Linked DNA regions of Homo sapiens: region 2 is linked to region 1. Evidence: chromatin loops called from intact Hi-C (ENCODE). Cell type or tissue: tibial artery. All regions are shown on one strand.

Region 1 (5,000 bases):
GTGCATATGTCTTTATAGTATGATTTATATTTCTTTGGGTATCACTTATAAGTGGGAGCTGAACAATAAAAACACATGGACATAAAGAGGGGAACAACAAACACTGGGTGGAGGGAGAGGATCAAAAAGCTACCTATTAGGAACTATGCTTACTACCTGGGTGATGACATAATCTATACACCAATGCCCTGTGACATGCAGTTTACCTAAGTAACAAACCTGAACTTGCACCCGGAACCTAAAATAAAAAATAAATAAAAGGGGATGCATAAGGGTGAGAGAAGATGTGACAACCAAAGCAGAAGTCGCAGTAATATGGGATCACAAGCTGAGGAATGTGACACCTCTGGAAGCTGAAAAGACAAGCAGACAGATTTTCCCCAAGATCTTCCAGAAGAAACACAGTCCTGCTGACAGCAGGATTTCAGCCCAGGGAGACTTCCAGGACTGTAAGATAATAAATTGATATTATTTAACCTACCAAGTATATGGCCATTTGTTATAGCAGCACCTGGAAATTCATACACCTGGATTTACTTTCATTCATAGAATTTACCACTTTTTTTTTTTTTTGGGACAGAGTCTTGCTCTGTTACCCAGGCTGGAGTGGAGTGCAGTCGTGTGATCTTGGCTCACTGCAACCTCTGCCTTCTGGGTTCAGGTGATTCTTCTGCCTCAGCCTCCCAAGTAGCTGGGATTACAGGCATGCACCACCACTCCTGGCTAATTTTTGTATTTTTAGGAGAGATGGGGTTTTGCCATGTTGGCTAGGCTGGCTGGAACCCCTGACCTCAAGTGATCCACCTGCCTCAGCCTCCCACAGTGCTGGGATTACAGGCATGAGCCACTGTACCTGGCCAGAATTTACCACTTTCTGCCATTGAATTGCAGATTTGTCTCCTTGCACCAGAAGGTCAGCTCCCCTGTTGTAGGTTCATTGTGTGTTTTGTTCACTGTTGGTTCCCGGTACGTAGTAGAGGGCCTGGAAGGCAACATATACTCAGTCATCATTTCAACAAGTGTATACCCACTCAGTAAAAATGTATTTATTCTCCCCAAAATATTTTTTGAATGAGTGACTAATGGAAGCTTTTCATGATAGATGCCTGCCACAGCTTGGTCAGCCCCCTTTCTGTGTAAACATCAACAATTTCCTGTAGAGAGGGTGATCTCATTTCCCACTCCCTCAGAGAGCTCCCTACCCATACTCCCACTACTCAATGTAGGTCATTCATTCATGCATATATGTCATTATCTTGAGTGAGTACTTAACACAGCACTACCTGCCTGGCACCTGGATTCAGCAATGAACAAGACTGTGGCTCTTTGTTAAGGGGTCATCTGGTTACCTGGATTATTTCTGTACTAAGGAGAGACAAACTCAGAAATAATCGCCATCATTATATGCTGATTATATAATAGTCTTATTCCAAGAAAAATCTTAGAGAGATGTTAGCTCATTGTACAGATGAAGAAACTGAGATTCTGAGATGTTAAGTGACTAGGTTGAAGGCCCATGGCTGGACCAGGGGATTGGGTGGCCACTCTTCAGTGGCTTCTGTTTACTGAGTTGCCCTTTTGCTACGTCACTGTCTATGGCCGTCATCCTGACTTGGGGATGCAGGCATCACTACCTCCATTTTATTAAATGGAAAATCAAGGCTTGGAAGTTAACTTACGTCCTCAGGTTCACACTGACTCAAATAGTGGGGCTGGGTTTAAAACTTTGTTTAAACCTTTGTCCAGGGAACACCAAACCCTCCTTTTCATCCATGGCCTGACTCTCTCCCCATCAACAGATAGGACCTCTCTCTGCTGCAGCCCAATGACCCATACCTCAGATGCTTACAGAATCAGGCAGGAAACAGAGATGCATAAACTGGGCCAGGTGTGACAGTGGTGAATCAGAGAATATTGTGGAAGGGCATCGCAGGCCCAGATTTTTTTGGCAAATCTTCCAATTTCTTGCGGTTTTAACGTGTTCCCCAAAGTTTATGTGTTGGAAACTAAATTTCTAATGAAACAGTGTTGAGAGGAGAGGCCTAATAAAAGGTGATTAGGCCATGAAATCTCTGCCCTTATGAAGGGACTGCTGTCATTATCATGGGAGTAGATTAGTTATCACAAGAGTGAATTACAAAAGCAAGCTTAGCCCCCTCTTGCTCCTTTGTTATCTTGCGCTCTCCTGCCCTTCCTCTGTGGGATGATGCAGAAAGAAGGCCCTCATCAGATGCCAGCACCTTAATTTTGGACTTCTTAGCCTCCAGAACTGTGAAAAAATAATTAAAAATAAATAAATTACCCAGTCTGTGGCATTCTGTGATAGCAACACAAAACAGACTAAGGCATATCAGAAACCAGGATTTGGGGGTGACATTGTCTAATTTTTAAATACTGTAACTTATTCAAAACAATTTTAATCATTGGACTAGCCAGACTAAACACACGCATGACCCACCCATGTGCAAACTTGTGCCCAGCACCAACTCTGCAAGGAATGAGCCGCAGGTTTCAGGTTTTTAGGAGGGCAGGAACGGGATGTTTGCTTACTTTTCTTGCTTGATGCCCACAGTGCTTAAATGCATGTGTTTGTACAGGATGTGGACTGTGGTTTACTTTCCATTAGAGATTGTTTGAAAGAGTTACTAGCCATCTTGAAAGTTCACTCTTGGCTGTTTGAATAAACAGCTTCATGAATATTGCAATGTTGAAAGCGTGCTATGAAATTCATTAGAAATAACTGGTCTAGTGGAAATGAGAAAAGAGCCCACTGGCATGTAAAGTAGGACAACCAGATTTACCCAGTGTGATCAATCACCATCAATAACTAATTAGCACTAATACACTTCCAGATTTATCAGTCGTGGAATATTTTGTCATGATTTAATCAGACCAGTGTTGTATCACAAGGGTGAAATATGAGGAAAAGCCACTAACATAGAATAATATTCATAGCAATACCTAAATGCTTAACCTTTATTAATTAAGATACCATGTACAACACTATGAGGTAGGTGTTGTATTTTACCCATTATATAGGTGTGGAGGCTGATGCACAGAGAGCCTGAGTGACTTCCCCAACATCACCCAGCCACAGCCACTGAGTGTTGGAGTGAGAATCCAAATCCAGGCAGCCTGGCTCCTATGTTGTTGTCCCAAATAACTCTTGTTCTTTGGCCTCTTAGTAAAATGACAGTGGGGCTGGAAATTTAACAATAAAATAGTTAGCATTTACTAAGCCGCTGCTATGTGCCTGGCTTTGAGTATCAGAAAAGAATGTTTCTAGCTTCTAGTAATAGACAACCTGACCCACTGAACAAATAAAATTGTTTTGTTATTTTTCCTAATATATTAAGTCCCAAGGTAAGTGGTTGCTGGCCTGTGTTCAGAGGCTCACAGGAAGGAGTGGCTTCCCTGCATCTGTCTTGATCCTTTGCTCATGTTTTTGGCTTTATAGTCACAAGATGGTTGTTGCAGCTCCAGATATCACGTCCACATTGAAGGCAGGAAGAAGTGGTAGAGTGGAAGGGCTACTCCAGCTCAGTGTGCCCCTTTCCTCACATACACAAAAAATGCTTTCCCAAAAATGTCTCCATCTCATTGATTAGATCTCATTGATTAGATCTGGATCACAAGGTCACTGCTGGCTGCACAGTGGCTGGAAAAGTGGGGAACACAATTGTCCGGATTAATTAGATCGGTAGTTCCCAAAGTGCAGTCCCAGAACCATCAGCACCACCTAGAAACTTCTTAGAAATGCAAATTCTCTAATGCCTCCTTAGAAATTCAGGAGGTGAATTCAGGAGGTGGTACACACTGATCTCTTAACAAGGTTCCAGGTGATTCTGAAAACGCCACTGGATTTGATCAATTATGACTATTGGGGATTATCATTCATTGCCTGGGGCTGGCCACAGTGATCCCTAAGGAGAGCTGGGTTTTTGTTATCAAGAAAGAAGGGAGAATTGAGCCTGGCTGAGCAAATAATGCCGCCAATGTGTTGTTCCATTGTCTTCATGATGCCTGGCAAGGCAGGTGCCACTGTCCTTGTGTTTTTGGCAAGGACACTGACACTCCTTTGCCTTTGCAGCAGTGCGTTTCCCATTTCTACCCTAGTGGTACACTTTTAGCGGTGTAACCCTTTGCAGCTCTAAGAGTCTGGTGGTGAGATACCACTTTTCAAGAATGTACTTCACCTCCAATCCGATCACTCTGCTAGCCCAAGCAGTGCTTGTGGCTTCCTCAGATGGAATGGGTTCCTGTTCAGAAACCAAGGGTGCCAAACTGGTTTTCCCCAGACTGGGTAGTTTTCAAGGATGCAGAACTTCCCGTACTAAAACCAGGAAGATTCCAAGGAAACCAGGACAAGATGGTCACCCAAAGAAACCACTCTTCAACCCTCTCACACCCCCCAGCCAATTCTTCCTACTCTGAGCAAACAACCTCACGTGACAGTATGATTCTAGGACCCATTATTGGCTTGGCATTTTCATTGACTGAAGCCATTTTAATCTGTTCATCAACCAAGTGTTAACTTTTCACTTATTCAAAGTGTCTTCTTTTAGGTGCTATTATGTCAGTGTCAGTGTAGTACACCCCAGGGAGATGCCAAATAAATAGGAACCACAGGCCGTGTGCTCAAAGTCATCTACATCCAATCTAGTCCAAGAAGCAGACAAGCATTCATTAAGTGCCTTTTTGCCCCATACATTGTTAGTTTCCCCAAAGGAGCCCACAATTTTGTAGGGGATATGGATGACATGGGTGAGTGGGAATATTTACAATGTTATAACACTAATTATTAAAGTAATAATGGCTTTTGGCATTTGACCATTTATTCAGTAATTAACACCTCCCTCCAGTTAGGAGACATGACAGAGGAGGAGGTTGATAGAGAACCAAGTCTCACCTCTACAGCGATAAAGCTGTGGCCAAGGAATGTAACTCAGGAAGGCAGTAATCATGCACTCCCTAATGCTGAAGCCTAGAATTAGCTGGAC
Region 2 (5,000 bases), 150 kb before region 1:
CCCAGTTTATAGTATTTTGTTATAGCTGCGTGAATGGACTAAGACAATAGCAAACCCTCACACTGGTTTCTTTTCCTGCTTTCCTGTCTCATTTGCCTTGTTCCCTTACTCCTGCTTCCTGGGATCATCTTCCTTAACAAGCCACGTGTTTAAGTCCATTCTCACACTGCTATAAAGAAATACCTGAGACAGCCATTTATAAGGAAAAAAGTTTATTTGGCTCAGAGTTCCACGGGCTGTACAGGAAGCACGACTCTGGCATCTGCTCAGCTTCTGGGGAGGTCTCAGAAAGCTTACAATCATGGCGGAAGGCAAACGGGGAGTGAAGCATCTCACATGGCAGGAGCAGGAGCAAGAGAGAGAGGGAGAAGGTGCTACACACTTTTAAACAACCAGATCTTGTGATGACTCACTCACTATCATAAGAACAGCACCAAGGGGACGGCGCTAAGCCATTCATGAAGGATCCACCCCCATGATCCAGTCACCTCCCACTGGGCCCCACTTCCAACTTTGGGGATTAGAATTTGACATGAAATTTTGGTGGGGACACAGATCGAAAACGTATCACTACTTATACCTAAATCCCTGTCTTAGCTTGAAAGAAACCCACACTAAAATATGCATTTACTCAGAAGCCATAACAGCAATAGCTACTATTGCTGGATATTTACCATATGCTGGGCATGTGGTTATGCTGAACAAACACTATCTCCTTTAATTCTCCCAGAATTCCCATGGTGCACTTACTTTATGAACAAGGAAACGAAACACAGAGTTGAAATAACTTGCTTGAAGTCAGAAAGCAAGGACCTGGCAGAGTCTGGGTTCTAACCCGGGACTCTCCAACTCCACATTTTTGAACTTGCCCCACCCCTATTCTGATGTCAAAGTCCAGATCCTTCCATGAGTGTGTTGTGTGACTTTGGTTCCATCATTTTAAATCTCTGAACTCACCTGGGTCTGAATTAGATGATCTCAAAATCTCTCTCTAGCATTAGCAGATGATAGCCCCATGACTCCAGGATGCAGATCACCTCCCGAGTGTCCCTTCCTCAGTGGTTTGCATGGAACTAAGTACATAGTTCCACCTCCAGTTCTACAGCCCTTGCAGATCCCCTACACCATGGCTGTCTCACTGATAAAGGCCAGAGCCCAAGTCTGGAAATCCACAATCCACGCAGAAAGATGGAAGGAGCCTGGGAAGAGGGAATGAGCTCCCTCCGTGAGGCCCAGGGTCAAGAGGAGCCCCTTACTGTTCCAGCCCCCACAAGGGATGGCTTTATGCTTCCTGCAGAGGGTAGCCTTGCAATGTGCATAAATTAAGCACGGTTCAGTCTTTATTGCCACGCAAAGCCTTGGGAGGACTGTTTTATATGTCTCTGTTCTCATGGCGTTAGCATCATATAGGCTGAAATTAATTCCACCAGACGGGCTGCTCACAAGCAGAGCCAAGAATTTCCTGGGAAGGAGTTAGGTCTGACTTTGGCAGCCGCTGTGTGCAGTGATAAAGGCGTCTCAGACGGTCTCACACAGCTGGGGCATCCAAGGGTATTATATTCTTTGGCCCTCGAGGGCTATTTCTCCCTCTTCCAGAAAACTGGGTGTGGAGTATGGGCTTGGAGTCAAGGCTGATCACAGATGGGAAATAGACCCTGGCATTCTCCCTCATCCCTGGATCATTTGATCGATGAGGCTAGGGAATCCCAAACAGGCCAGCCATCGTCCCTGTCTCAGAGCGCCGGAGCCATTGGGCCTGACTTCTGGGCTGGCTCACCTGCCCTGAAACCAGACTATTACCCACAGGAGATGGTTGCCTGAGCCCTGTGGCCTTGCTTCTGCCTTGAGTTCTGTTGGTCCTTTGTTTTGCAAAGAACTTCTAATATGGTGTCCAATTTGAGGTACCCCAGAGGCCGGGAAAGTAGGGGAGGTGATATTATTAGGCATGCTAATAATCATTATGATAATCACCACTATTTACCAAGTATTTCCCTCTGTACCAGCCCCCTTGGAAGCACTTTACACACATGAACACATTGCTTTGCAGAGAGGCCCATAGAGGAGAATGAAATGACCGAGGGCAGAGACACTCCCAGGGAATCTGCTCTGTGCCAGCCTCCTCCCCAGAAATTTCACAATCCAGAACTGTTGCAAAGCTTGCAGCTTGCCAAACATATTGTGTTAATCTCCATCCCTTTGCTTATGCTCTTCCATTTATGTGTCTAGCATTCCCTGGAAAATGCCTATTCATCCCTCAAAACCCAGCTCAGGATGCGTTTCCTTCTGCAAGCCGTGTTGTATCTCCCCAGGCTGATTGCATCTCCATTCAACCAGCACGTATTGGGAAGATTTCAAAAGGAATAAAGAACTCTTGTCTGCACGGGAGCTTAGTTTAGTGGCTGCTGAGTCCAGTCCCTCTTCAGAGCCACTCCCCTCCCTGACTGTCCCAGCCATCTTTCTCACCCTCCAGATTCCTGTTGGGTTTGGCCAAGGGGCGACATCAGCAGGAGATCTGAGGGCGGGAGAAGAGTGGGAATGGGTGTTGGTTCCCCTAACTCCCTCTCTGTGTGGTGTATGCACGTGTCTTTTGTGTTCTGTATTCAGATTCTTTGACGTCTGAGGCCTTGCTAATCCTGGAGGGACTGCCCCTCCCAGGGCTGGCCAATCTAGAAATGGTCAACAATTCGCTCAAGAGTGTGCTTTTCAAACGCCAACCAACTGATCCAGAGCCCACACCCTCCACCTCCTCCCCTATGGGGCTGTCACACTCCACCTGCCCTGATCATCCCAGGGCTGGAAACCAGACAATGCAGGGCAGCAACTCTGAGCCCCAGATCAGCTAAAATTATTCAAACCAGCAATCCTAAGCCTGCCTGCCCTGCCTCTTTCATTCCTTCCAATCAAAACCTCAATGGAGGTTCTTGCCTACTGTGTCTCCCCTCCCTGTCTCCTGACCCACCTACGTGTTTCCCCAGTGGCTCTTCATAGCATGGTGGGCCCTTTCTTATTGGGAACTCTAAGGGACAAATGATCTTTTCAGTGTCAGTCCTCTCCCAATCTGCTGGCCTTATCATACCGAAATAATATTCATATGGCCAGGCGTGGTGGCTCAGGCCTGTAATCCCAGCACTTTGGGAGGCTAAGGTGGACGGATCACCTGAGGTCGGGAGTTTGAGACCAGCCTGACCAACATGGAGAAACCCCATCTCTATTAAAAATACAAAATTAGCTGGGCGTGGTGGCACATGCCTGTAATCCCAACTACCTGGGAGGCTGAGGCAGGAGAATCGCTTGAACTCGGGAGGCGGAGGTTGCGGTGAGCCAAGATCACATCTTTGCCCTCCAGCCTGGGCAACAAGAGCAAAACTCCGTCTAATAATAATAATAATAATAATAATACATACATACATACATACATGAACACATGAGGTTGCTTAGGACGGGCTGCTTCTGTCTGCTAGAGCCCCACTGCTCTGGCCCGTTGCTCCCATCTTGTGTTTCTGTCTCCGTTCCAGAGACCACCCCCTCACTCCCCATCGGGCCTAGGAGCAGTGACACTACCCCCTGCCCTTAGCCCCTGGGTTCTACACTGTCTCTTGCTGGTTACCCAAACCTCGTTCACAACTTGGTGAGTAGTCTTTGTATTAAAGTCTTTGTATTAAAGTATTTGTATTAAACAGTTTGAGAGTCTCTGTTTCTTGGTGGGGATGGAGCCATGAGCAGACCAGTTGAACACCCTCCTCTCCATCTATCCAACCGCCTTCACTTGCTTGTCTCGAAATCTGCCTCTGGCAGGACTCTTGAGTCCAGCCTCTGCTTCCCACATCTTGGTGTCCCTGCACAGCAAAGCAATCCCCAACCTGCAGGGAGCTGAGACAAGCAGCAGGATGGAAGGACAGCATTTGGTGGTTGGTCCAATGGAGGGATTGACGGAGGAGTCACAGAGGATGCCCAGGTCTCCAGTGTCACCAGTGGTGGGGCCAGACAGAGAATAGGCTTGTGGGGGAAAGAGATGAATTCATTCATGCTGTACAGAGCTGGAGGGGCCTGTGGCATCCACATGGCCAGTGAACCACGTAAGAGGGGGTCATGGTGTGGAGAGACCCCCCAGGAACCATGCAGAGAGGAATGGGAGTGGGTCCAGGGGAGCCGGGCTGGCATGTGGAAGCAGCAAGAAGCCACTGCTGGGGTGAAAAGCAGAGAAAGGAGAGGAGAGGGCAGAGCCCAAGGACCAGGCAAGGCAGGCTCTCATGGGGAAGTCCCAGGGACGTGGGCTGAGAGGGACCTTTGCATTTGCCCACTGAAACATCATGCGGGTCTGTGAGTTTTGCGGCAAGGAGGAGGGGGCAAAGGTGTGTTTGAGCAGGCGAGGATGACCATGGAAGGTGCGTGAGTCCTGACATGGGTGTGCTCAGAGGATAGCCTCGGATACGCGCAGGTGCGTGAGAAACTGTTGAAGGAAAGCGAACACGGGCAGGAGGGGTGTTGGGGGCTAAACTGTGTCCCCCTCACCCACATTCACATGTGGAAGCCCTGAAACCCCATACTTCAGAGTGTGATTGTCATTGGAGATAGGGCCTTTAGGGAGGTGATTAAGGTGAAATGAGACCATCAGAGTGGGGCCCCAATCTAGTACAGTTGGTGTCCTCATAAGGAGGGGAAGAGACACCAGAGCCCTCTCCCCTCGAGCATCCACACAGGAAAGACTGTGTGAGGACACAGCAAGAAGGTGGCTGTCTACAAGCCAGGTAGAGAGGCCTTACCAGGAACCAACCCTGTTGCACCTTTATCCTGGACTTCCAGCCTGCCGAACTGTGAGAAAAGAAACTCCTGTTCTTTAAGCTGCCTGGTCTGTAGTGTTCTGTTAGAGCAGCCTGAGCTGACTAATACAACAGGTATGGCCACCTGGCCCAGGTGGGGCAGGTGGGGGAAGGACAGGAAATGGAGACAGCTGAAGGACGGGCAAAGTTGAGTGGCTGAAAGTGTAGGGAACAGCATTT

What was found. A loop is a pair of places that touch in the nucleus more often than their neighbours do. Peaks named below come from ENCODE experiments on the same cell type or tissue, not always from the same donor. Only the 100,000 strongest peaks of a DNase experiment are listed, where the experiment ranks them.
Region 2: a loop joins it to region 1, with 2.2 times the contacts of the local background. A loop is called at or near these places in 46 of 110 quality-filtered maps.

Annotation. Positions count from the first base shown.
Region 1 is chr4:5,132,239-5,137,238 of GRCh38, forward strand. All of the region lies in intron 1 of STK32B (serine/threonine kinase 32B), which reads left to right. Among named protein-coding and RNA genes, the nearest start is that of STK32B, 83 kb to the left of the region's middle. RefSeq lists a silencer at 1,024-1,318 and an enhancer at 1,783-2,381. In tibial artery, no CTCF peak of the experiment used is centred here; no DNase peak of the experiment used is centred here.
Region 2 is chr4:4,979,491-4,984,490 of GRCh38, forward strand. All of the region lies in intron 2 of LOC101928306 (a long non-coding RNA gene), which reads left to right. Among named protein-coding and RNA genes, the nearest start is that of CYTL1, 37 kb to the right of the region's middle. In tibial artery, no CTCF peak of the experiment used is centred here; a DNase peak (open chromatin) is centred at 2,141.